Regions from separate parts of the Homo sapiens genome. Here region 1 is linked to region 2. A link is a loop called in an ENCODE intact Hi-C map of the cell type or tissue named here. Cell type or tissue: dorsolateral prefrontal cortex. All regions are shown on one strand. Links, peaks and the distances in the headings refer to the core of each region. The heading gives the core; the rest is flanking DNA.

Region 1 (11,682 bases), core at 3,368-11,367, 210 kb after region 2:
ATATTTATGAAGATTAAATGCCAATGCATGTAAACTGTTTAGCACAGCACCTGGCACATGATAAAGTCTCATAAATGATAGCTATTATTTCGCTCAATCCTGATAACAGTTTTGTGAGTTGCAAAATTTTATCCCCATTTTACAGAAGAGGAAGGTAAGTGACTTACCTAAGGATATACCTAAAATGGTAGTGGAGCTGGGATGTGAACCCAAGTTTGGCCTGAATACTTTTCCCCACATGACATAGCTTGTCAGTGAGGGAACAGCAGACCAAGTTGGAGGCCATGAGGGACAAATAATTAGGATCTGCAGAGAGAGCCAGACAGACTGCCACCCTGGTTCCCTAGTTCCATCCAGTGGCAGAGACGACAAAGGGCACTGTGATGGGCAGAGGCAGCAGAAACCTGGATGTCCGGGTTGGAGCGCTTTTGCTACACACAGGGACCAATGCAGCAGCTGCTAGGACTCAGAGACCCCTTCTGTCCCTCCCTCGAAGACCTCAACCCCCTTCTCTCAGCCCTCGTGGTGACTCTGCCTCCGGTGACCCTGCAGGATGGAGCGGGATGCACAGTTCACACAGAGGAAGGCAGAGCGGGCCACACTGCGGAGCCACTTCCGAGACAAATACCGGCTACCCAAGGTAAGCTGGCCCCGGCTGTGAGGCACATCTGGGACCCTGAGCTCTGGGTTCTGGACTCCTTCGCCCCATTCTGGGCACCACAGCCCTCAGCTATGAGACTCACAGGGTATTTGGTTAGATCCTTCCTTCTCATTCATTTGTTCTTTTATTCATTCACTCACTCGTAGTTAAATCTGTGCCCACCAAGGGCCAGGGCTTTGTGCTGAGGGGACCCCAGTCCTCATGAGACTGACAGGTCTGTATTTCTGGAGCCAATCTAGGCCTCTTCTCTCCTCCACCCCCCATATCCCCACCAAGCCTGGGCCAGGCCTGGGCAGAGGAAGACACAGGGGAGGCAGAAATCAGTAGATTTGACTGCAGAGGTGAGTGTTCTGGGGGTTTCTGAACCTACTGAAGGGCAGAACTTACTTAAGGTGGGGGAGAGAAGCCCTGTGTGTGCCAAGTACTTGACCTTCATGTCCTCATCTAACCCCCAATAATGCTGCCAGGCAGCTATCACCCACAGCGACAAAAGATGAAACTGAGGCTAAGAGAAATGGAGGGACTTGGCTAAGATCATACAGCCAGTGAGCCATGGAGCTGGGACCAGCCCTCAAGCCGGTGAATATGAGCCTGCCTTTGCTCCAGGGCCCCAGGCTGCTTTCCAGAGTATGGAGTCTGCCCGTAGAGAGCCAAGTACCCCCTTGGCCGGCCAAGCAGCCAGAGAGTATATCTCAGGAGATCCCTGCCCCCACGCTCCCCTGGGCAGTGCACCACCAGATGGGCGTGTAAGTGTGCTGCTCCTGTTGTCTAAGGAGGGGAATGAAGCACAAATCTCTCCCAGAATATCACCCTAGTGCATCCAGAACTGTGCTGGACTCAGGGGAAAACAGCACAGGGCTATAGCGCTCCTGATTTTGATCTTCCACTTGAATTGAATGACCAAATATATGAACATCACATTCACTCATTCAACAAATATTTACTGAGTCCCCAGCTGCTTCTGACTCCCCACAGGGCACCAATCTTTTGGAAATCTGTCACGGGGAAAAACCGGTCCAGAAAGCCTGCCTCACTGCAAACTCTTCTAGGAATAAAATCATTCCTCAGATGCTTGCGCTAGGCATATAAGAGACACCTGCCATCAGCAAAGTCAGAGTTGAGCAGAAGAGCCAAGACTTGGATGCAACTGAGTAGGACATAAGGCGCCCCCCAGAAGAATAGTGAAGGGCAATGGTCATCGTAGGTGCCATGCAAAAAAACACAGATGTTGGAATCAGTGACATAGGTTTGAATCTAGCTCCCCAACATCCTGCCTGTGTGATCTTGGATAATTTAAGTTACTTAAGTTACTTAAGTTAGTTAAGTAACTTAAATTTAAAGTAAGTTACTTAAATCCTGTAAGCCTCAATTTCCTTATTTGTGAAGTGGAAATAACAATACCTACCTACCTCACAGGGTTATTGTGAGAATTAAAAGCACCCAGCTCAACGTCTGCCATGTAATAGATATAATAGATGTTTGATAAATGGTACCCATCACTATTTTTGGTTACACCCTTAAGCATAACAAGAGTCAAAACATGACTTAGCTGACTGTAACAGTGTGACTCATAGGTATTTTCATTTTGTCTTTACTCACTGTGCTGGTCCTTCAGCATCTCAGAGTGAAATAAGGTAATATAAAAAGGTCTCCATGTCCAGGCATCAAACGCTTGATCCTGGGATGTGGGGGTGGGAGCTGAGCTCACTGGAACATGGGGCTCAAGAATCTAAGGGGCCGGGCACAGTGGCTCATTCCTGTATTCCCCCGGCACTTTGGGAGGCCAAGGTGGGCATATCACTTGAGCCCAGGAGTTTGAGACCAGCGTGGGCAACATAGGGAGACCTCGTCTCTACAAAAAAAAAAAAAAAGAAAAAATAGAATCTAGGGGCCTGGAACCCAGTCCAAGCCTCCTCCCTGTCCTCTCAACTCTGGGTCCTCACAGACTTCCACTCCACCCCACCCCCTCTTCCCCTCTTCCCTTCAGAACGAGACAGATGAGAGCCAGATCCAGATGGCAGGTGGAGACGTGGAGCTGCCCCGGGAGCTGGCCAAGATGATCGAGGAGGACACAGAGGAGGAGGAGGAGAAGGCCTCAGTCCTTGGGCAGCTGGCCAGCCTTCCTGGCTTGAACCTGGGCTCACTCAAGGACAAGGCCCAGGCCACACTGGGGGATCTCAAGCAATCAGCTGAGAAGTGTCACGTCATGTGACCACTTCCCCGGGGTTACCCACTGGGCTGGGCCCCCATGAGGGCTAAGAGTGTGTCAACTTCCAGGGACCCATACTCCATTTGGGGCTTTGTTTCCCTTGCCCCATCCTAGTTCCAAGACCTTTCCCATCCATGCCCCAAGCCTATCTTCTGGTTTCTTCCTCTCCGCTGGGAGTAAAGTCCCCATCTTCACTCTACCCTTCAGGACCCTCCCCACCAGCTCAGCCTGTGGAGGCCTCCCAAGATTGTAGGAATAGGCCCATCCCTCTCTGGCCATGGCCCCAAGTTCCTGCACACAGGAGCACCCACAGAGAGACACACACAGGACACAAAACCCCTGGCACGTTCAGAGACAGAAGCCACAGATACATCCCGGCACAGACAGACACACACGAGGCCAGCTCCCTTGCGTGTCCAGCCCCTCCAGACACCACCACTCAGAAACTCTGAGAGAGAGCATGGGCAGACACCCTCAGCAGACAGGAGGCCTGAGTTCCAGTCTCCACCTTTATTGTTCTTGAAAGCCCCTGCTCTCTCTGAGCCTTATTTCATCATCTGTAAAATGGGAATGTCCTGAATGACTTCTAAGGCTCTTTCTGGCTTGAACTGTCAGAGCCAAGCCCACATCCCTCCTTGGGCAGGGCAGCAGCTGCTGCCACAGCCTCCAGCGGCTGCCACTGTGGGCTCTGGGAGCCGGAGCGATGCTGTGTGAGAGGCAGAGTGCCAAGGATGAAGCTGGCACTGAACAGTAAGCGGCTCCAGGCCTCCTCTGGGCCCAGGGCCCAGCCAATTTCTGTTCTGTTCCTGTAGAACGCTCTCTGGATTCCATAGCTGGAATCTCCTCTCTTAGCTCAGTGAAAAATAAAAATCCCAAATGGTGTGCCTACCTTCCCACTTCTTACTGGCTTCCAGGAGTCTTGGAGTTCATAGCCCCCCGAGCCTGCCTTAAAGGGGTGTCCTCCACCCCCCACCTACAGCTTCACAGGAGGGGAGAAGGCATCCAGTGCTAGGAGTAGAAGTGTCTCCAGCTCTGTTCTCTTGGGGCCCTGGGTGAAGGTGGGGTCTGGGGCTTATGAAATAGGTCTGGGCTTTGAGGAGGATGGAGCAGCCTCATTATGTGGGGAAGATGGGGCCTCTGGGGCGTCACTGAGACCACAGGTGGGGCCGGGGCTGGACCGCAGCTGTCTTGGGTGCCTGTGCCTACACCCCTCCTCACCCTAGAGACGGAAGATGTGCAAAAAGAAAGAAGGAAGGGCAACTGCATTCCAGCCCCACACTGTGATGACTTTGAGCCTGTCCTTTCCCTCCTTGAGCCTGTCTTGCTTGTCCCCTGTAAAATGAACAGTCCCCCTCTCCCCCAAATAGTAATAATACATGTTTCAAAGGGTGACCATTTATAAAGCATATGACAAACCATATCAATAAATGTAACTCATTCTTTTAAAAAAATGAAGAGCCCAGATCTCATCCCGCTCACCTGTGGCAGGGGCTGAGGGGCAGGGGTCAGGGGAGGTTTAAGAAACCAGCCAGGAAGCTCCCCAAGCAGGTCGCCCCAGGGGCCTGGGCAGGAGGAAGGTGCTATGGGGCCAACCCTAGGTGCCCCACCCCGAGGTCCAGGGCCCGGCCTGTAGGGAAGCCAGCCAAGGTTCACAGGCAGGAGCGGCTGTCTGAGGATTGGGTTTCAAGGGCAAAGTTTCCATGAGGTCTCCTTTGTAAAATAAAAACAAGGCATATACAACCTGTACAGGAGATCATGCGGGGCTGGAAGAGAGGAGACAGGGCAGGGAGAGACACAGGCCCAGCCCTGGAGTCTGCTGCTGAAGCTGTCACTCTTGGTCTCACTCTCCTGAGTGTCCCCAGGGAATGGGCCTGGGCCTCTGAGCTGCTCCTGGGCTGCCCCCAGGCCAGGGCCTCCTCCTGACCTTCTCAGAGCTGGAGGAGACCCAAGCCAGAGCCCCAAGCCGGGTAGGGGGGTCATGGGCTGCCTCCGCAGCATCAGCAGCAAGGCCCACGTCAGCACTCCGCCCTCCGGGGCCTTCTGCCTAATGGGATTCGACAGACCCCTTCCCCCTCAGTGCTTCGCAGGGCCGAGAAGGAGAGGCAGGGGTGGTGGGCAGTGGGGGCTGGGGAACTTGCACTCGCTGAACCCTGTCAAAGCAAGGCTGGTTGGAACCTGGATTAAAGGTCGGGAGAGGGGTGAGCCCCCACATTAGTTTCCCCTTCACCCTGGGAGCGGAACTCCAAGAAGCCCTGACCAGTTTGCACTATCCCTGGAATGGGGTGGAGGAGGCTGTGGGGCTCAGATAGAGATGGACAATGAGGGTAGGCTGAGGGGTCCCTGGCTCTGTTGGGCATGCCTGGCCTCCCTTCTTCCTTCCCCCTCCCCATCAGCCCTGCAATCTGGGTCTCTGTCAGTCTGCACCCCTCTCACCTGTGTGCCCTCATGCCCTGCTGCTCTGCTGGCTCAGTGCCTGTCCTGTATCTGCCCGCAGCTGGGGGCTGACTTGGCCCAACTGGAGCTCTTCTGCACCTGCCCCCCAACTCCCAAGCCCTCGAGCCCTGAATACATCAACTACTACTCTCTTCCCAAGCTGTTCCCACCCTCTCTTATTTAGACAATCCAATGTCTAACTAGGATATTTACATATTTGTCCTGTGACTGGTCCACCCACCTGGTGTGATGTGAGGGCCACAGAGTCATTTGCCACCAAAACTTCCCATTTCACCCTCTGCCTAGAACCCCGTTAGTACCCCGTAGTTAGGACTCTGATGTTTCAGGCCTGCTCCTTCCTTCCCTCCCTCCCTCCTTTTCCCCTTTCCTTTCTCCTTCATACCCTTGCAGGCAGTCTGAGCATACAGGAAATGTTAAAAGGTAGTTAAGAGAGCCCCTCCAACTTCCCCAAACCCCTTCAGCAGGAGGGAAGAGGCAGAGATGGTTGCCTGTCCCACCACCTTTCACCCTCAGGGGCTCTGGTTCCACAATGCAGATTTCAGGGAAACCCTGCCCAAGGAGCCTGCAGTCCCCTGCTCCTACCTTCTACCCACCCGGACAGCTCAGGCCCAGTTGCCAGCAGGAAGAGGGTGCCAAGAGAACAAGTGACTTTCCCAAGGCCAGCTGGTCCCCAGGAAGGAACTGGGGAGGGTGACCAGGGTTTGCAGCATGGAGGATCTCCTCTTCCCTCAACAGCCAGATGGTTCCTCCTCAGACACCGGAGGCCCCAGGCAGGCGCTAAGGACACCTGGGACATGCTTGTTAGCTGAGCCGAGCTGCTGACATTGCCTGTTGACCCAGCTGACACTCAGCCGTGAGGCTGGAGCTTCTGTCCTCTATCCCACAGACCTGAGGTGGGGCTGGGGGTGTAGTTACAGGGTCCACTGCCATGCCTCCAACCCAATGCCTGCCAGGCAGAGCTGTCCCCAGAGGCCATTTGAGGTTTGAGATCAGGGGAGCAGCAGCAGCACTGAGGCAGCCTCAGCCTCATTCAGCAGGAGCTGCGCCTGCATGTGTGCTCATGAGCGTGTGTGTGGGGCCTGCGGGGGTTTGTGAGCCTGCACACGGCTGTCTTGTGTCTGTGGGATCTGCTGTGTGTAGGTGTAGTATGAGTTCCTCTGGGGAAGCTGTCATTGGTGTGCTCCTTCCCTTGGGCCCCAGCCTCGGTGTTGGGCCATTGCCCTTTCAGGGAGGGCTGGGACAGCAACCCGGCCTCTGGGGACAAAAGCCCTTCTAGATGACCTTCCGCAGGAACAAAGGTCCTATGTCCTTTCCCACATCCCAGGTAAAGAGGGTAAAGAAGGGCCAGCTGGACACCTGGGTCCCTCTATCTGCTTCTGAGGCCCATCTGCATCTTCCAGGGCTGGCCCCGTGGGAGAAGGCTTGGGTGCTTCCCCCAGCTTGGCCCAGGGCTGGCTCTGTGCTTGGGTGACTGGGATGGAGGTAGGAGGACAGGGCAGTCCCCTGAACGTTGCTAGGAGGTAGCCATCCTGCTTTGGGCACCTACAGAGTGTTGAAAGTGAGAGGCAAAAACAACTCTGCCTCCTCTGAAGGAAAACATGACCTTTAGAAAGTGGATCTGCGCATTTCCTACAGGCCTCTGCCGTTAGAAGCAAGCCCTGCCCCCCTCGCCCCAGCCTCCGGACTGCGCTGCCTCCCTGCTTGGCAGGCGGCTTGGACACAGGACCAACCTAGAGACCATCTAGATGTTTTATTCAAGAAGGGCCCCTTCCCAGGGGCTCCTCCAGCAGCCTCAGTCCCCAGGCCTTTCGAGTACTGAATCCTCCCTGTGGGGGCCCACTGCTCTCCACACCTACCTGCCTAAGAACTTCAGGCCTCTGTTCTCAGCCAGCCAATATAGTGATCACAAATAAGCAACTGGAGTCGATGGGCCAACCCTTTCTCTATTGCCCTTCAATTCTCTCTAGTCTTCCATCTCGTCTTTCATTTCCACTCTTCCTCCCATCTTCTTTTTTTTTTTTTTTTTAAGACAGAGTCTCGCTGTCACCAGGCTGGAATGCAGTGGCCCGATCTTGGCTCACTGCAACCTCCGCCTCCCAGGTTCAAGTGATTCTCCTGCCTCAGCCTTCCGAGTAGCTGGGACTACACGCGCCCACCACCACGCCCGGCTAATTTTTATATTTTCAGTAGAGATGGGGTCTCACCATGTTGGCCAGGCTGGTCTCCATCTCCTGACCTCGTGATCCACCCGCCTTGGCCTCCCAAAGTGCTGGGATTACAGGTGTGAGCCACCGCACCCAGCCCCTCCCATCTTCTCAATTCATCCACTCAACCAGGTCCATTCATTCCCCTCCTGTTCCCTCACTTTATATATTGAGGCTTTTTTGTCTGGCCCATTTCCAGAGATAATCTGAAGTACCTTTCTCTCCTTAGATCTGAAAGTCACATTTTATTGTATTCTTACTGTATGCCATGCCCATGTGCAACATCTCATTACACATGGGGCCCTTATCCTCAACCTCATTCTATGAAGAAATAGGCTCATCGATGGATCCTAAACTTCAAGGCCAAGTAGCAGAGCCAGAATTCTAGCAGTTCCTCCTGCCCTCTGGGACACTGCTCCACACTGCCCCCCGATGGCCAGGCCAGGGGCTTCAGGGAGAATAGTTCCCAGGGTCTGTTCCCATCCAGGTATGGGAAACCCTGGGATGACTGAGCAACCCGGGGGCATGGGTAAGTCTAAGGAACTGCTCCCCTGCTGGCTGCCAGGGGATGTGCTCCCCTCCTACTCCCAACAAGTGCTGATCAGATTGACACCTGGGGTGTACGTGGGGTTGGGGGAAGGCCAGGGTACAGAGCCTGCTGGAAATGGAGACCCTGGGGGCTGGGTGTGAGCATGATACCTCAAAACATGCCCTTTCCTCCAGTCCAGCTCACTGCTCCCTCAGTGGCCCAGGGTAAGGGAGGGAAGGAAGCCAAGAGATCCTGTCTGGGGTGAGACAGTGTGCGGTGTGGAGGGCAGAGCATGGTGGAAGATTGCACTCCTGGAGCTGAGCCTTCCCAGCTCCCAGGCCTGTGCTCCTCTCCCCACCGGTCGCCTGGGTGTGGGCAGCAATGACCCTGGTCAGCCCTTCTCCTGGATCTCTGGGGGCTGAGGGCAGATGTGGCTATCATTCTCAGCATTCCCCTCCATCTCGCGACCTCTCCGGCCCTACCTCAGCTTCCGCAGCTTTTGCTGCAGTCCTTCTTGCCCCAGCCTGTGGGCAGCGGCCACCTCTCCTGTCGTTCTTAAGGCAAGAAGAGACGCGCAAATAGAGAAAATAATTTAATAGAGAAACAATGAATGATACTCTTTACACTCAGCCTCCTGCAGGGAGGACAGACAGCTCTTGCCCAAGGAAGCATTTAAGGGCAGAAGGGCTACAAATCACCAACACCCGCTGATTATTTAAAAGAAACTCTCAAATACATTCTTTTCCAGGTTAAATTCACTTTGTCCTCATAAGTGCCCATGCTGTGGGCTGTGAAGGTATCAGCCCCATTGAAGAGATGGGGAGACCCAGGCCCAGAAAGGGGAAAGAGCTTGCCCAGGGCTCCACGGCGGCAGGGCAGGCCTAGAAGTGGGTGGCCTAGAGGGCACTGGGTCAGACTGTCTCCAAGCCTCCCTCTCCCTGTCCCAGGCTCAAACTCCAGCACAAGGCCCGCGCTGTGGCTAGTGTGGGGCCCAGAGGGAACGGAGGTGGGAGAGATGAGGACCAAGGAACCCTCCTGAGTGCTCCCTAGGCCAGGGCAGGAACAAGGCTTGGGCTTCTTAAACCCCAAAAGATCCAGCTTTCATGCTTGAGGGATTAACCTAAAGTACCAAGATGGCGGGCAGGTGTGAGTTCCCAGAAAGACTGGTGGGTTCTGTGGGGCTGAGTGCATACTGTGGGGAGGGTGGTCCCTGAGGGGTGTTGGAGTGCCCCATTCCAGTGCAAAGAGGAGCTGAGTTGGAATAAGGGGTCCCGGGAAGGGCAGGCCAGGGGCACAGCTGCCTGCTGGCAGGGCGAGGGCAAGCACAGAAGTACCCTGCGGGGGCCCCTTGCCCTCTTCTCGGAGCCAAAAATGATAGAGGGCTGCATGCCCCAAAACGGACAGGCACAGGACCCAGTAACCACCGAGTAACAAAGGTCTCATGAAAGAAGTGCTGTTCTCCCAGAGTCCTGCCCTCCCCTCCAGTATACAGCACAGCCATCAAACCATCTGTGGGGTGCAGAGTAACCTGAGGGAGGCTGGGGACTCTGGGATATGGGGGTCTCAGCACTGTCCATCCAAGAAGCCTGCTCGCCAGGGCTGCAGTGGGCCACTTCATTCTTGGCGTCAGCCTGGGTTAGTGCCCCTCTGCTCCAGATGGCTCACATCTGTCCAATCATTCTTCTAGGGTCACTGAAGGGTGCAAGCTACGGGGGTGAGGGGGACAATGGGGGAGGGTCAGTCTCAGGTCTTTGGTAAGGGAGGCAGAACCCAGGGCCCCCAGCCCTCACCCCTCCTTGGATGGAGGATCGACCCCAGGGCAGGACTCACAGCTACGAACAGATTCCGACAGTCCCTCTTTGTCCAGGGTGTCAGCTTCCCAGCGAGATTCCCTCATCTGTGGGATGTGAAGGCAGCACAAGGGATGAGAGGCAGACACACGAGCCACAGCGCAGTGCCGAGCAAGTGAGAGAGTGAAGGACGGGGACACGAGCCACAGCGCAGTGCCGAGCAAGTGAGAGAGTGAAGGACGGGGACACGAGCCACAGCGCAGTGCCGAGCAAGAGAGAGAGTGAAGGGCAGATACAGGGACAGGGAGGCCTGCAGAGGAGGCGAGAGAGCAGACATACACCAGCAGGGGGGGACGACAGCCACAAGCAGAGAGCAACAGAACCCACAGACCCTAGCCCCAGCGTGGCCCCCATGTGCCCACCTTGACCTGCTCCTTCAAGTATTCAGCTCGGGCCATGAGGTTCTGAACCTGCCAAGGAAAGATATGCCCTTGGGTGTGGGGGAGAGTGGCGGGGGGTGGGGTTTCAAAGGGAACTCCTCCTCACCCCTGATGCTCTCCAGAACCCTCTGCCCCATCAGAACAACTTGCCTCCTGAGTCCCTTATCTGCTCCTTCCTCCAGGAAGCCTTCCCAGACTTTTTGCTGCTGGGTTCCCAGATCCCCCACTGCCCTGTCTGAGCACCCCAGCCCTATGGTTTGACTTCCAGACTTGGAACACCCTGACAGTGGGACATTCCAGAGGGAACCCAAAGAGGTCCCCACAGGTAAGAGCAGAGAAAGGGGAAGAGGAAGCCCCCCAACCCTCTCAAGCTCAGTGGGCACCTCAGTGTGAAGCAGCTCCCGCCTCCGGCCCGGGGGCTCCGCTGTAAAGAGAGGGTGTGTGGTGAGGACAGGGTGGCCAGAGGCCCTGTGGGGGGCATAAATGGGGGCCCTCACCTGCCAGCAACAGCAGTAGCTCCCCCAGGCTGTGCTGGTACAGGTCCAGGGCATCCTGCTCCCCGCCGGCGGCCTCCTCCTGCAGCCACAAGGACACCAGGCTGCTTAGGGTCATGGCCTGGGTATCTCCCTGCCCTGCCCCGACCCACCTGGACCCCTCCCACTGGCACAAACCTTGGCCATGGCAGCTGAAGCCACTTCCAGGGCAGCTAGGAGGCGTGGCTTGTCCCGGGCCATCTCTGAGATGAGGGGAAAGGCTCAGGGTGAGGGAAGCAACCTGCCTGTTCGCTGCAGGATGCCTCTCCCCACCCGCCTCCCCCTCAGGCTGTGGGGAGGTTTGCTGGGGGCCCTGGGGTCAGCCAGAAACCGGAGTCTACCTCTGAGCAGGTCTCGGGCAGAGGTCCCCTGCCTCAGCAGGGCCTGATTGGAAGAGGAGACGATGGCCTTGAGCTCCTCAGCCCGGGACACGTACTGCCCCACCTGTAGCAGGGAAAGGGCCTGAGGAGGGGCTGTCTCACCAGCTACCCTTGCCAGAACCCACCTCCAAGTTCTCCCTTTGCATTGTTAGTGACTGCCTCAAGCTATAAACATGTCAGGGGGCAAATGTGGCTGGCCTGACCCATTCCCAGCTCTGTGTTGCAGGAGAGGAAGTTCCAATTCTAAGAGAGCCATTCCCCAGAGGCCCCCGAGATCTCCGGGCCTTACCCCCTGCCCCCCCACTTCCTCATGGGGACTCTCACCCACCTTTGCCTTAATTGCCTCCTTCCGCTGGGCATCCACTTCATCTGCAGAAAGTGAGGTCATATGAGGAGTCTGGGCGAACCCCTCCCTGCCCCACAACGAACCCTCTGGAATCCCTCAAAACACAATATTCCAGGTTTACGCTCTGCTTTATCGC
Region 2 (11,682 bases), core at 1,519-9,518:
GGTGGCAGGTTTGAGGTTGCAGTGGTAGGGCAGTCCAGCCAAAAATAACCATGGGTGCTGGGGTGGCTGGAATCCGGGAGGGCAGCCGCTGACCTGGCTGGCTGCACTTCTAGTCAGCCCAGTTCTCTGGCCAGGAACAGCAAATGAGAAGCCGACAAGGCCTGTGCTCAAAGTTGACATCCTTGGCTTGGTTTTCTTCATATCACCTTTTTCCTCATTGTGCAGAGCAGAGCTTCCCAAAGCATAATTGTGGCCTTTAGCTGCTTTTTAAACAAGCTGTTTGCTGAGGTTTTCGAGAATCAGAGATAATTGAGAAATGGGCCCTAGAGCCCTGGCTGGGAGGATGATATCTGCTATTTCCAATATTTTACTTGCCTAGAATGTGTTAAAGGAAGGATACTCTTCTCTGTTATTGCTTTGTGTGTGGTACCTTATAACTCTCATGCTTGTCATCTCTTTTGCCAGGCTGAGAGATGTTATCTCCATTTTCCAGGCATGCTAACCAAGGCCTAGAGTGACTTGTCTAAGGTCATGAGGCTGGTATGTGACAGCACTAGGATTTAGTTTAGTTTTCTGCCAGAGCTCTTGCCTCCCAGTTTCCTTGGAAGGGACTTATAAAATGTCTGTAAGGCATTTAACACAGCCCTGAAGTGTTACCTGGAACTTTCAGATGTTCATGAAAAGCTGCCACTAGTACCTCTGTGGGCACAAAGCTGTGCTAGGCATTTCACTTATAGGAGAGAGATATTTAATCCTCACAGAACCTTGTAAGAGATTACTATTCCCTTGTTGCAAGATGAAGCTGACGGTCAGAGTAGTGTAATAATTTGTTCAAAGGCACACAGCTAGAAGTGGCAAGCCATGATTCAGATTGACATCTATATGACTCTGAAATTTTGTTTTCCATTGATGTGAATATGTATGGACATAAGAATCTTCTAGGTCCCAGGAGGTAGTCTTTGGCGTGGTGTGACTGTGACTGTGTCCTCCAGCTCTGGTGTTTGTCTGCCCAGTGAGGATGGGCAGGACCATACTTGCCTTGTGGCACGACATGTGCCCTGGCCAATAGAGCATCTTCTGGGTCAATTAGTGGGGTGTGAGTTCCTGCTTTCATTCCATAGCTTGGGCACCTGACCCAGAGTAATTGCAGGAAAACAGTGAAATATTAGTCAGCTGATTACCAAAACAACAAATCTAAGCTTTTGGGGAGGTGATTTCACAAAATATTTATCTCCAAAGACTTCCCAGGTACACGGGGGAAGACAAGTTAGTGGGGAGATGGAGGGCTTTCTTAGGGACACGGAGAGGCTCCCAGGGGTTTGGTCACATAGGCCTCACTGTCCTGCTCAAGCATGGGGAGCTGTTCTATGCTGCTTTTCTCCTGACAGACCCTGCTGGTGAGATGGGGCAGCCTCAGTGGGTTTGTACAAAATGTGCTTGGCCAGGCAAGCTCAGGACTGACCATGACTGGAGGTTGGCTGTGGCCAAGTGTGAGTGTTGGGAAGAAGGCTGGCTCCATGGAGGCAGTCAGGGATTGACGTATGGGTGGAGCAGGTTGCTGGCCTCACATGGCCAGCTTTCTCCGCTGGTGGCAGATCCAGCCTGGCAATTTCATTTGGTGGATATAAGTCCTCACTGAACAGGGATAGTGAGGTGGGGCTCTTTTACCTGCCAGATGGCTAACCCTCTGGCTATCCTGGGATAGGCGGAGGGTAGGATACTAGAGCCAGAGAGCTAGAAGAAGGGACAGTAACGGTACTGTTGGATAAAGGCAAGGCACCTGGCAGGGCACTGTGGGGGTCTAAAAGGGTGCTAAATGGGCCTCTGGAAAGAAAGTTAGATGCGCTGGGTCCACGTCCCCTTGGGTTGACCCTCAGGAGGGCTATGGAATGTTTGTGAGGCCTGTGTGCCTCTTTCTCCAAGGGCTGCTCTTCTAGTCTCTTGTGGCTCCTCATGCTCACTTGTGGTCCTTACTCCCTTGAGTGGGGTCCAGTTCAGGGCCCTAGCCAGACAGCGTTCAGCTTCTCAAACTTGAGGGCTTTGAGCCCTCGCCTCCTGTGTACAGCCCTTTGCCTGGCCTTTGGCTTTACAGAGCATTCACTTCACGGGACCGCCCCCCCGGGCGGGAGGGAATAGAGTGCAGGAGGCTCCCCTTTCTCCTGCCTTTGATCTCCCTGTGGTAGTGTTCACCGTCCCCACCCAGGGTTACTGCCTCAGCCCCTGGCCCTGGCTCACCCAGTTCCCTGAGCACCCAGGCCACCAGGCTAGTGATGCTCTGCTGGGAGCTGTTTGTTTGTTCACTGGCAGAGAAAGTTGTTTCCTATTGTCTGCTGTTTGACCAGTGTGACCTCAGAGTTCTTCTTCACTTCATAAACCTCTGGGAGGGGCCGCCTTCAAACAGAACAATGGGCCTCTTCAGGAGCAACCGGGAAGCCCCAGCAGCCCCATGGCTGGAGGTGGCTGGCTGTGTGTTTAGCAGGGCTCTCTGTTCCTCGTGGCCTAGATGCATCACTGTAAGCGATACCGCTCCCCTGAACCAGACCCGTACCTGAGCTACCGATGGAAGAGGAGGAGGTCCTACAGTCGGGAACATGAAGGGAGACTGCGATACCCGTCCCGAAGGGAGCCTCCCCCACGAAGATCTCGGTCCAGAAGGTGAGAGGGAACTAGATAGGAGGGAAAGACTCCTTCTGTCAGCTGGGCTCAGCTGTGGCAGCTCCAGACTCCTTGAGATGACTCCATCCCTGCCCAGCTGTCCCTGGATCCCTGCCCTGTCCTCTTTGGGCTCCTCCACTAACCTCACCTGCATGCCTTGGCCTCAGCAGTAGCTACCATCCTTGCCGCCCACTCTTTCTCTGTCTTGGAGTGCCTTTTCTTCTCCCCACACATTCCCCCATTTTCTAGGCCAGCATCTTTCCGCTTAACCTCCTAAGCCTTCCTTGGTGAGGATTAGGAACATAACCTCACCCCTGGAAAGTTTGCTCCCTGGGCCTATCTTAGCTCCCAGGTCAAACTTAGAGTTGCAGCAGGCCACAGGGAACTCTGGAAGGGTATAGAACCCTTGGAGGCACTCTACCATACTCCCCTTCCCCTGTACCCCTCCTCCTACAGCTGGAGGATGCTGTCGTTGGACAGGGCTCTGGAGGGCGGGCTTAGTACCTTTGCACCCTCCCCTCTCTGCCCACTTCCCACCAGTGTGGATGCTTTTAGCACAGGCTGTCCCCCTTTAGCCCTTTACAGTGGCCTTACCACAGGTCTCTTGCTTGCTAACAGCAAGGACCCAGCTGACCAGCGTCCCCATCCCCCTTTTGGCAGCCATGACCGCCTGCCCTACCAGAGGAGGTACCGGGAGCGCCGTGACAGCGATACATACCGGTGTGAAGAGCGGAGCCCATCCTTTGGAGAGGACTACTATGGACCTTCACGTTCTCGTCATCGTCGGCGATCGCGGGAGAGGGGGCCATACCGGACCCGCAAGCATGCCCACCACTGCCACAAACGCCGCACCAGGTCTTGTAGCAGCGCCTCCTCGGTGAGTGGTAGCCAGAGTGTGCTGGCTGGGGCTTAAAGGCCTCATCTCTTCCTAGCCTTCTCTCAGGCTGGCTGGTCCGGGTGAGTACTGCCAGCCCTGTGCACGTGCACTGGTGTGCGTGCATGTGTGTGTGTATGTGTTGTCTGGTCCAGGTGTAGGGCTGATCACAGGGTCCTGGCCTCTGTGTCTTCTGGCTCTTTCCAGTGGCAACTGTAGGAACTCTGGCTCCGATGCTGGCTGGCCCCTGGCCTGTCTATGTCTACACAGTGCTCCAGACAAAGGCCACGTGGTGCAAGTGGCTGGGGACACTTCTTAGGACACTTCTTAGGGATCCTAGTAGAGTGGCTGGTATGGTGGTCTGCAGCTATATGGCCTGGTCCTTCCCACCCAGAGACTGCCTCCTCGTGTAACTGAGTGCTCTGATGTGGACTGCACCCACCTCTGCGTCTCATCTGCACACCCCTTCCCAAAGGCCCCCAGTCTGGAGTGCCTCACAGGACCGGAGGATTTGCCTGTCAGCCAGCTCAGACTGGGAACTTCCCTTCTGATCTCCAGCCAGGCCCTCTCCAGCCGAGCCTCTTTACGAGGGGCAGTCGCGGTGAGGAGGGGCAGGTGCCTGTGTGATGGGGCATGTGAAGAAATGGCAGAAAGGCTGCCGCCCCAGGCCTCGTCCAGTTGCAGGCCACATGCCCAGAGCAGGGCCTGGCCAGTATTCCTAGCATGGAGGGTTGTAAGGTCTCTGGAGCCCACATTGCGCTCAGTCCCCTGGGGAAGCAAAGCCAGTTGTGTATTTCCGAGGTTACGTGCGGTCTTCTCTTCTCCCCCATCCCTCTTCCCTGCCTCCCTCCTGCCGGCCTTGAGGCCCCTGAGGAGCAGTGGAGAGGCCAGGTGTCTTCTCTGCCCAGCGCTTTCTGTGACTTCTTTGAGTGGCTACAGGTTGAGGGTTGACTGTGCGGGCGATTGCAGCGTGGCCCTTTCACCTCTTTGCACACTGCCACATGCTGCCACAGGATGGCAGTGCAGGTCTGGCTCTGTTTCTCTGTTTGGTGCCCTCTATCGATCGTCGTGAGGCTTGGGATGGGCCTAGATTGTGAGCAGCATGGGTGCCAAGGCCAGGGCAGGAGCTGGCATGGGGCCTGTGTGGGCCATTGTGGTAGGAAGCCTGGCAGTCGACTGGCCCAGAGGATCCCAGGCTGCTTTCCTTCTTGAGGCTGGTGGCAGGAGGGCTGCTGACGGAAGGCTGTTTCTGGTAGTGATGGTGAAATCTGGCCAAGGATGCCGTCTGGAGGCAGGTAGCAGCTTGGCTGTGAGTGGCAGCTGTCAGGCATGTGCAAGTCTGCGTGGGCGAACAGAGGCAGGCAAGGACAGGCTGGGCATTCTGCAGCTGAAGCCGGAGCAGCCGCTGACCAGTCTGGATGGTTGGACCCAGGCGGGGCCAGCTGCCTTCTTGCGCCGCCGTTCTCACTGCATCTTCCGCTCTGGCCCAAAGCCACATGGGAGGGTCTGGGAGGGAGAGACTCGGAGGAGGAGGAGGAGGGAGTCGGGGCGATGGCTCTCCTCACAGCGTGGCCCTCAGCAGCAGAGGCAGGTCATCTTCCTGAGCGTTTGTGGCGCTCCTCTTAAAGATAATGTCCGAGTTTTCTTTACATACCTGTAGCTGTTTTTACTTTTCTGTTTTTGAAGTCAGTTTGTGTCTTGACGTGTCCCTTGCAATATCCCTATCGTTATATATGCTGTGTGCCTTATGAAATGCTGGGATCTGGAAAATCCAACCAACCAACCCACCGGCTCCTCACCGTCTCCACCTCTGCCTTTGACTGACACCTCAATCTGTCAATCGGAACCGCCTACCATGCGATTGGTCGGATGGCGTTTCGGGGGGCGGTGCATGCAGAGAAGCCAACAGAGCAGTAAGCGCAGCAGCCGGAGTGTGGAAGATGACAAGGAGGGTCACCTGGTGTGCCGGATCGGCGATTGGCTCCAAGAGCGATGTACAGCCACCTTTCGTAAAACTTTACCTCTCTACTTTCTACCCCCCTTGTTAGACGAGACCTCTCCTGCCTGGAGGGGCCTCTAGTGCGCGTGGTGCCTTAGCGGGGCCACCAGTAATTGCCTGAATGACACAGACACTAGCAACTTCCATTTTTAAGAGTGTAGCAGTGAGAGAGAAACCTTTTTTGTTTTTGAGAATTTGAATGCTGTGAACTTGCAGGAGCTGCCAACCCCCTGCCCTCCAGATTCTCATGCCCAATTTCTTTTCTCTCCTAGATGAGATTGTGGGGAACCTGGGTGAAGGCACCTTTGGCAAGGTGGTGGAGTGCTTGGACCATGCCAGGTGAGCGAGCTGCGGCAGTACAGCTGGCTCCGGATGTGATCTTCCTGGGAAGAGCTGGCCTGAGGTTCTTGAGGGTGGCAGCTATCAGAGCTTAACTTTTTTCTTTTTGAAGGGTGGCATCAAAGTAGGGTTCCGACCTGTCCATGTTGGGGTTTTGCTGACCCCCTGTAATAAGGGAGAAATTCTTGGGTCCTGCAGTTATGTGGCATCCCTACCCAAGAATTGTTGGTCAGTGAAAGGTTCTGCTCCAATCTCTTCACTTCTCCAGGGCTGTGGTGGTGGATATCAGAACAGGGCCAAGGCCCCGGCTCCCCTGTGGCTTGGAGCTGCTTCCTGTGATAACTTTTAGGTTCTTGGCTTAGCAAGGGGCTAGGAGTACCAATAAGCCCAGCCCAAGCATAAGTCCCATTCCCTGAGGGTCTGCCTGAGAGGCTGTGCAGATCTCAGTCGAGAGAAACATGACCCTGGGCTTTCTCACCAAGCAGGCTGCTGCCTTCTTCAGTGTGACTAGGGTAGTGTGTGGTCTCCGCTGAGTGTGCCTGGGAGAGTGGGGTATACCTGTGTGTGTCATGCTGCACCTCACTCTCTCCCAAGCCCAACAGTACAATAGTTTTTTCCCCTTACCATTCCACAAGACTAGAACATTTGCTTCCTCTCCTATAGGTCTGGGTTGGGGAGGCCACCTCCAGGGAGCCAGTTGCCACCCTGCCATAGGCTCTCTAGTTGGTTTGGCACTTCAGCTACAAAGTGCTTGTGTCCTCATTGGAGCCACATGCCACCCATATGTGGCCCTCTCGCTATTTCAGAGATGAATAAACATGCTCAGGGTTTGCCTGCATCATACTCCAGTTAACAGCAGAGCTGGCCACCACTGCGCTGTAGTGCTCCTACATTAAATGGGGTGTTCAGGTCATTCAGACCCAGGCGTCCAGCCTTTCCTGTGGCCACGAGATAGACTGAGAGGAAGTGTCCATTTGCTCCAAGTTCCTATGTAAATGCCTGTACGACTCAGCGTGGCCCAAGAGGTTAGGGTTGGGACCAGTGGGTGGAGGGACATGCACAACCACACCGTGGCCAGGTGGAGACATGGCAGACTCAACAGCCGGGATGCATGTAGGCATTCTGGGCTGCTCCTCTCTCAGGAGCTGGAGGGAAAATGAGCCTCTGGAGTCACTAGGGGGCAGGTGGAGGGTCCAGGGAAACTTTACGGGACTCAAAGGGAGCCAGGGCCAGTGGGGGTTGTCATGCAGAGGCAGAATTCAGCTCAGCGAAAGGCAGGGTCTTATTCTAAGAGCAGTGCAACTCTGACAGGGGCTGCCTTGGAAGTGATGAGCTCCCTGTGCTGAGGACTGGAATGCCACGGAGGGACCCTGTTTTAGGAGGAGGCCGGAGTGCATGGCCTTTCCCCTGAGGTCCCTTCCTGCCCTGAGAATCTGGGAAAATAGGTAGGGAGAAAAAAGCAGGGGATTCTCTAGAAGGTCCCTTTATCCTGGGCCTGTGAGCCTTAGGCACCACAGTCAGCCTCCCTGAGGCCTCAGAGGACACGCCCTTCCAGGCTAGGACTGTCTCGTTCCCCACTGGGCATCTGAATTCTAGCTGTCCTTTCCTGACAGGGCCTGGCAGTTGAGCCTCAGCAGGTTTCCTTCTCTGCTGGCTCCCTGCAGATGGCCTCCTGGGGTGAGGTTGGGGGTGGGAGGCACAGAGCAGGGACTGTTAAAACCTTCTTTGGACACTTAAGAAGGGTTCCTGGCATTTTGTGGTCACTGATAAACACTGTGGCAGGTAGGTGCGGCTGGAGAGGGGTGTGGTAAAGGGAGTGGCCCTGGGCCTCACAGTGAGAGGTACCCTTGCTGGTACCCCTACCTCTTGCCAGATCTTTACTCGATCCTGGAACCCCCATCCCTGTTTGCTCAGACTTGCAGACAAGCTCAGGAAGGTCAAGAGGCGCCGCAGGAGGGTTCTCGGTGGGACAGCCTGGCCAGGGTTGGGGCTGCCTGGCCTATAGGTTAGGTCACTGTGTGAGCTCTTGGACTGGCACTGGTTAAGCAGGATTGGCCTCTACTCTCCCACACTCCTTTGGGAGCTGGCAGTGGCTGAGAACATAAAAGCCTAAGGATGGCAAGGATGCTAAGAGCATTAACTCACAGATCTCAGGGAGCTTGCTGTTGGGTGGGCAAAGGTCTGGTGTTGCATGGGGCAGGCTGGGCATCCAGTATCTGCTCTCTTCAGTGCCGGCTGCTCCTGGAGTGGTGTTTGTTGGGAGTTGCTGGGTTGGGGTGGAGGGTTGGGGAAGGACTGGGCAGCTGCTGATGAGAACCTCTGTTTCCTTCCCGGGTACCAGAGGGAAGTCTCAGGTTGCCCTGAAGATCATCCGCAACGTGGGCAAGTACCGGGAGGCTGCCCGGCTAGAAATCAACGTGCTCAAAAAAATCAAGGAGAAGGACAAAGAAAACAAGTTGTGAGTATCTGCAAGGAGTGGGAGGGAAGCCTTCAGTGGGGCTGCTGGACCCCCAGGGGCTTAGTAGTGTGCCTTCACCCATCCGCACTGTGCCTTCTCCCCACACTCAGAACCAGGGGAGTGTGGCAAAGGTCTTGCTGGAAGCCTTTAGACTGCAGTCCAGTCTTCACCCCAGCTGTCTCTGTGTCCTGAGGAAGGCCTCCCAGCCCTGCGTTTTGTGAATTGGGGAGCTCACTGGGTTATGCTGGGCATAAAACAAGATAAAAACATGAAGTTGGGGCTCTCACATAGTAGGAGATACCCAAAGGAGGGCCTTTCTGTGGCAGACACACTGAGCACTCTCCTCCACGCACTGTGCTGAGCCTGGGCAGATGGGTGAATCCAGCACAGACCCTCACGAAGCTCAGCAGAGTGAGCAAGTGGAGAAAAGCAGCACCAGTCCTGCGGAGTGCACTAGCACTTTCCATCTCTCCCTCAGCAACTCTGAGGCAGGGCTGCTTCCATATCATAAGTAGGGAAGCTCGGAGGGCTTGGACCAGAACCGTGGACATCTCCCCTACCCCCCGCAGGAAGCTTAGTCCTTGCCCAGAGCTCATCTGGGTATTGGGTGATGGCTGGTGGGGAGAGGTGCTCTTGCTCTGATTTCTCTTGCACTGTGTGTATCTGCATTCTGGTGTGTGACCCGGTGGCCTAGGAGAGAGTTGGGAACTGTCTTCATCTGAGAGAGGGGGTGAGGCAGGCCCCCAGCACACAGCCTGAGCCCTGCCCATCCTCCTCCTCCAGCCTGTGTGTCTTGATGTCTGACTGGTTCAACTTCCACGGTCACATGTGCATCGCCTTTGAGCTCCTGGGCAAGAACACCTTTGAGTTCCTGAAGGAGAATAACTTCCAGCCTTACCCCCTACCACATGTCCGGCACATGGCCTACCAGCTCTGCCACGCCCTTAGATGTAAGTGTCCACCCTCAAAAGAAGCATGGGCAGCCACATGCCTGCAGCCAAGTCATCTGGTTACTTGTTGTCCCCATTCATTCCAGCACGTTACTAACCATTCTCCTGGGCCTGAGGGACACCAGATCCCCTTTGGCGGAAAGGCCTGTCTTTGGGTGGGAATCTCAGTGTGAGGATGGAAAGGCTAGGGCTCCCTCCAGGGACCTCCTGGACCAGCCTCTCTACCCCCAGGCACTCAGGAAGAAAACAGAAACGAACTGCTCTGGAATTGGCCTAACCACCAACCCTGCCTCCCTGCTTCATGCATGGGATAAAAAGGTAGAAGCCTGACCTGACAGATAGCACCACAGGTCCTGCCCACATGGAGACCCTCGGTCTAACCCTGACTTGTCATCTCCCTGCCAGCCTGGAAAAGCATTATTTGGCAGTGCCAGGGCTCAGCGCAGTAGGATTTGCAATGGTTGCAGCAGTACAGAAAGGCTCCTTGGTGAAGTTGGTAGGCGTTGAGCTAGAATCGCTCAAGGTCACCCCGCATCGCTCCCCTACCCTGAGCACTGCTACTGTGATAGGCTGCAGGCCACTGGGGTGGGAAGCCCCACATGGATGAGAAGACAGGTGTCTTCCTCCTCCCACAGGATCTGCAAGATGGGACAGGGACAAGGATTCCAAGCAAGGGGAACAGCTTGGTGAGGCCTGGAGCCTGTTAACGGGCTGAGAATTGGCTCCAGTGGAGTAGACTGCCACTGGGGAGTGGTGGGCCACATAGTTGTGAGGGTCTTGAGTGCCAGATGGGATCCTTGAGCTGAAAAGTGACTACTAGCAAGAAGCCACTGTCAGAAGGGGCTGGAGGGGAAAGGCTTGCCTGCTTATGACTAGCAATGAGAGGCGGGGCTGTCTTCCTGGGTATGCGACCTGTGCACTCAGTCGCACAGGACCCTGTGCTTGATTTAATGTCCTTTTGCCACCACCTTAATATTCTTAGTAACTTGAACAGGGGACCTGCATTTTCATTTTGCAAAGGGCCCTGCAAATTATGTAGCTGGTGCAGGGAAGAGGGAACCACCTCGAGGCTGTTGCTGTAGCTCTGCTGAGAGACAGGTGAGGAGGCCTGGTCTCTGCAGAGGAGAGGTGGAGGGAGGTTTTTCGAATGGCAAATTTCTTTCCTACCCCCCTGCTAAAGTATCAGAACCCTCCAAGGCCTCAAGTACAGAGAACCCTTGAGAGGGAGGCCAGCACAGAGGCAGGCTGTAGTCCAGCTCCCTGCTGAGGTGGGGGTGTGAGGACCTCTGGCAGTTGCTGGCATTGGAAGAGGGGTCTGGCCTAGAGCTGGCAGGAGAGCCAGCTTCTCAGTGCCTACTTCCCCTTCTTTCCCTGCTACCTTAGTTCTGCATGAGAATCAGCTGACCCATACAGACTTGAAACCAGAGAACATCCTGTTTGTGAATTCTGAGTTTGAAACCCTCTACAATGAGCACAAGGTATTGGTGGGGGTAAGGGTGAGGCCCTGTTTCAGGGGTGGGTTACCCGCTGGTGCAGACTCCTGACCTGGCAGGCCTGCCTTGCCTTTCAGAGCTGTGAGGAGAAGTCAGTGAAGAACACCAGCATCCGAGTGGCTGACTTTGGCAGTGCCACATTTGACCATGAGCACCACACCACCATTGTGGCCACCCGTCACTATCGCCCGCCTGAGGTGATCCTTGGTGAGTGACTGTATGGCCTGTGACCTTGTCATACTGGACTGTTGTTGGGAGGGTATGAGCAGAGGCAGTGGCATGCCTGTCATTCTCTGCCACCCAGGGCAGGCAGAGTTTCTCAGACCAAGGGGCCAGTGTCATGAGACACAGGTGACTGACCTGGCTTTATCTGTCAGCCTTACTGAGAGAGGGCCTCGTACTGGGATTTGGGCAAGAGTCCTGCCAGCCGGTGTGGTGGCTGCCTTGTGACTTCCAGGCTGGAAGCATAAGGCCGGATCTCACAGCCTCTCCCCATCTTGGCTTGCAGAGCTGGGCTGGGCACAGCCCTGTGACGTCTGGAGCATTGGCTGCATTCTCTTTGAGTACTACCGGGGCTTCACACTCTTCCAGGTACAGCCACCCTGCATTGGTCCCCTACCCTGAGTACTGCTACTGTGATAGGCTGCAGGCCACTGGGGTGGGAAGCCCCACATGGATGAGAAGACAGGTGTCTTCCTCCTCCCACTAATCATCATGTGAGATTCAGACCCTTTAAGGATGTAGATGCTAAAGGGAAGGCAGAGGTCAGGGTAGCTGGAACACTCAGAGGAGTCTTATGCTAGGCCATCGAGGATGGAGGATGGGGTAGGAGGTGACCTGACCTTCTAGATAAGGGGCACAGATGACTAAAGGCATCGGGATGGGCTGGGACAGGGCATGTTCTGGGCAGGGAG

Evidence for each region. Hi-C counts contacts between places; a loop is a spot of excess contacts. Peaks named below come from ENCODE experiments on the same cell type or tissue, not always from the same donor. Only the 100,000 strongest peaks of a DNase experiment are listed, where the experiment ranks them.
Region 1: it touches region 2 in a loop (2.4-fold over the local background); 10 of 110 quality-filtered maps call a loop at or near these places.

Annotation. Positions count from the first base shown.
Region 1 is chr15:74,827,482-74,839,163 of GRCh38, forward strand. It overlaps CPLX3 (complexin 3), which reads left to right. Exons shown (of 3, transcript NM_001030005.3): 2 at 553-640; 3 at 2,649-4,321. The coding sequence ends at 2,873. ULK3 (unc-51 like kinase 3) reads right to left here. Exons shown (of 16, transcript NM_001099436.4): 9 at 11,529-11,569; 10 at 11,162-11,264; 11 at 10,959-11,023; 12 at 10,785-10,863; 13 at 10,671-10,711; 14 at 10,270-10,317; 15 at 9,888-9,954; 16 at 8,637-9,763. The coding sequence ends at 9,747. LOC105370897 (a long non-coding RNA gene) reads left to right here and starts at 651. Exons shown (of 2, transcript XR_932478.1): 1 at 651-1,407; 2 at 1,637-2,220. RefSeq lists an enhancer at 8,316-8,385 and a silencer at 8,985-9,561. In dorsolateral prefrontal cortex, for the core only: CTCF peaks have their summits at 3,583 and 7,946 (motif pointing left); DNase peaks (open chromatin) are centred at 3,600, 6,427 and 7,990; H3K27ac peaks cover 1,408 bases.
Region 2 is chr15:74,616,694-74,628,375 of GRCh38, forward strand. CLK3 (CDC like kinase 3) reads left to right here. Exons shown (of 13, transcript NM_001130028.2): 2 at 2,504-2,655; 3 at 3,316-3,532; 4 at 5,427-5,523; 5 at 5,801-5,867; 6 at 8,209-8,325; 7 at 9,109-9,275; 8 at 10,659-10,753; 9 at 10,846-10,975; 10 at 11,277-11,359. The coding sequence starts at 2,504. Among named protein-coding and RNA genes, the nearest start is that of CLK3, 6.7 kb to the left of the region's middle. RefSeq lists enhancers at 1-508, 4,827-4,876. In dorsolateral prefrontal cortex, for the core only: CTCF peaks have their summits at 4,584 (motif pointing right) and 4,794; DNase peaks (open chromatin) are centred at 4,618 and 5,408; H3K4me3 peaks cover 815 bases; H3K27ac peaks cover 1,473 bases.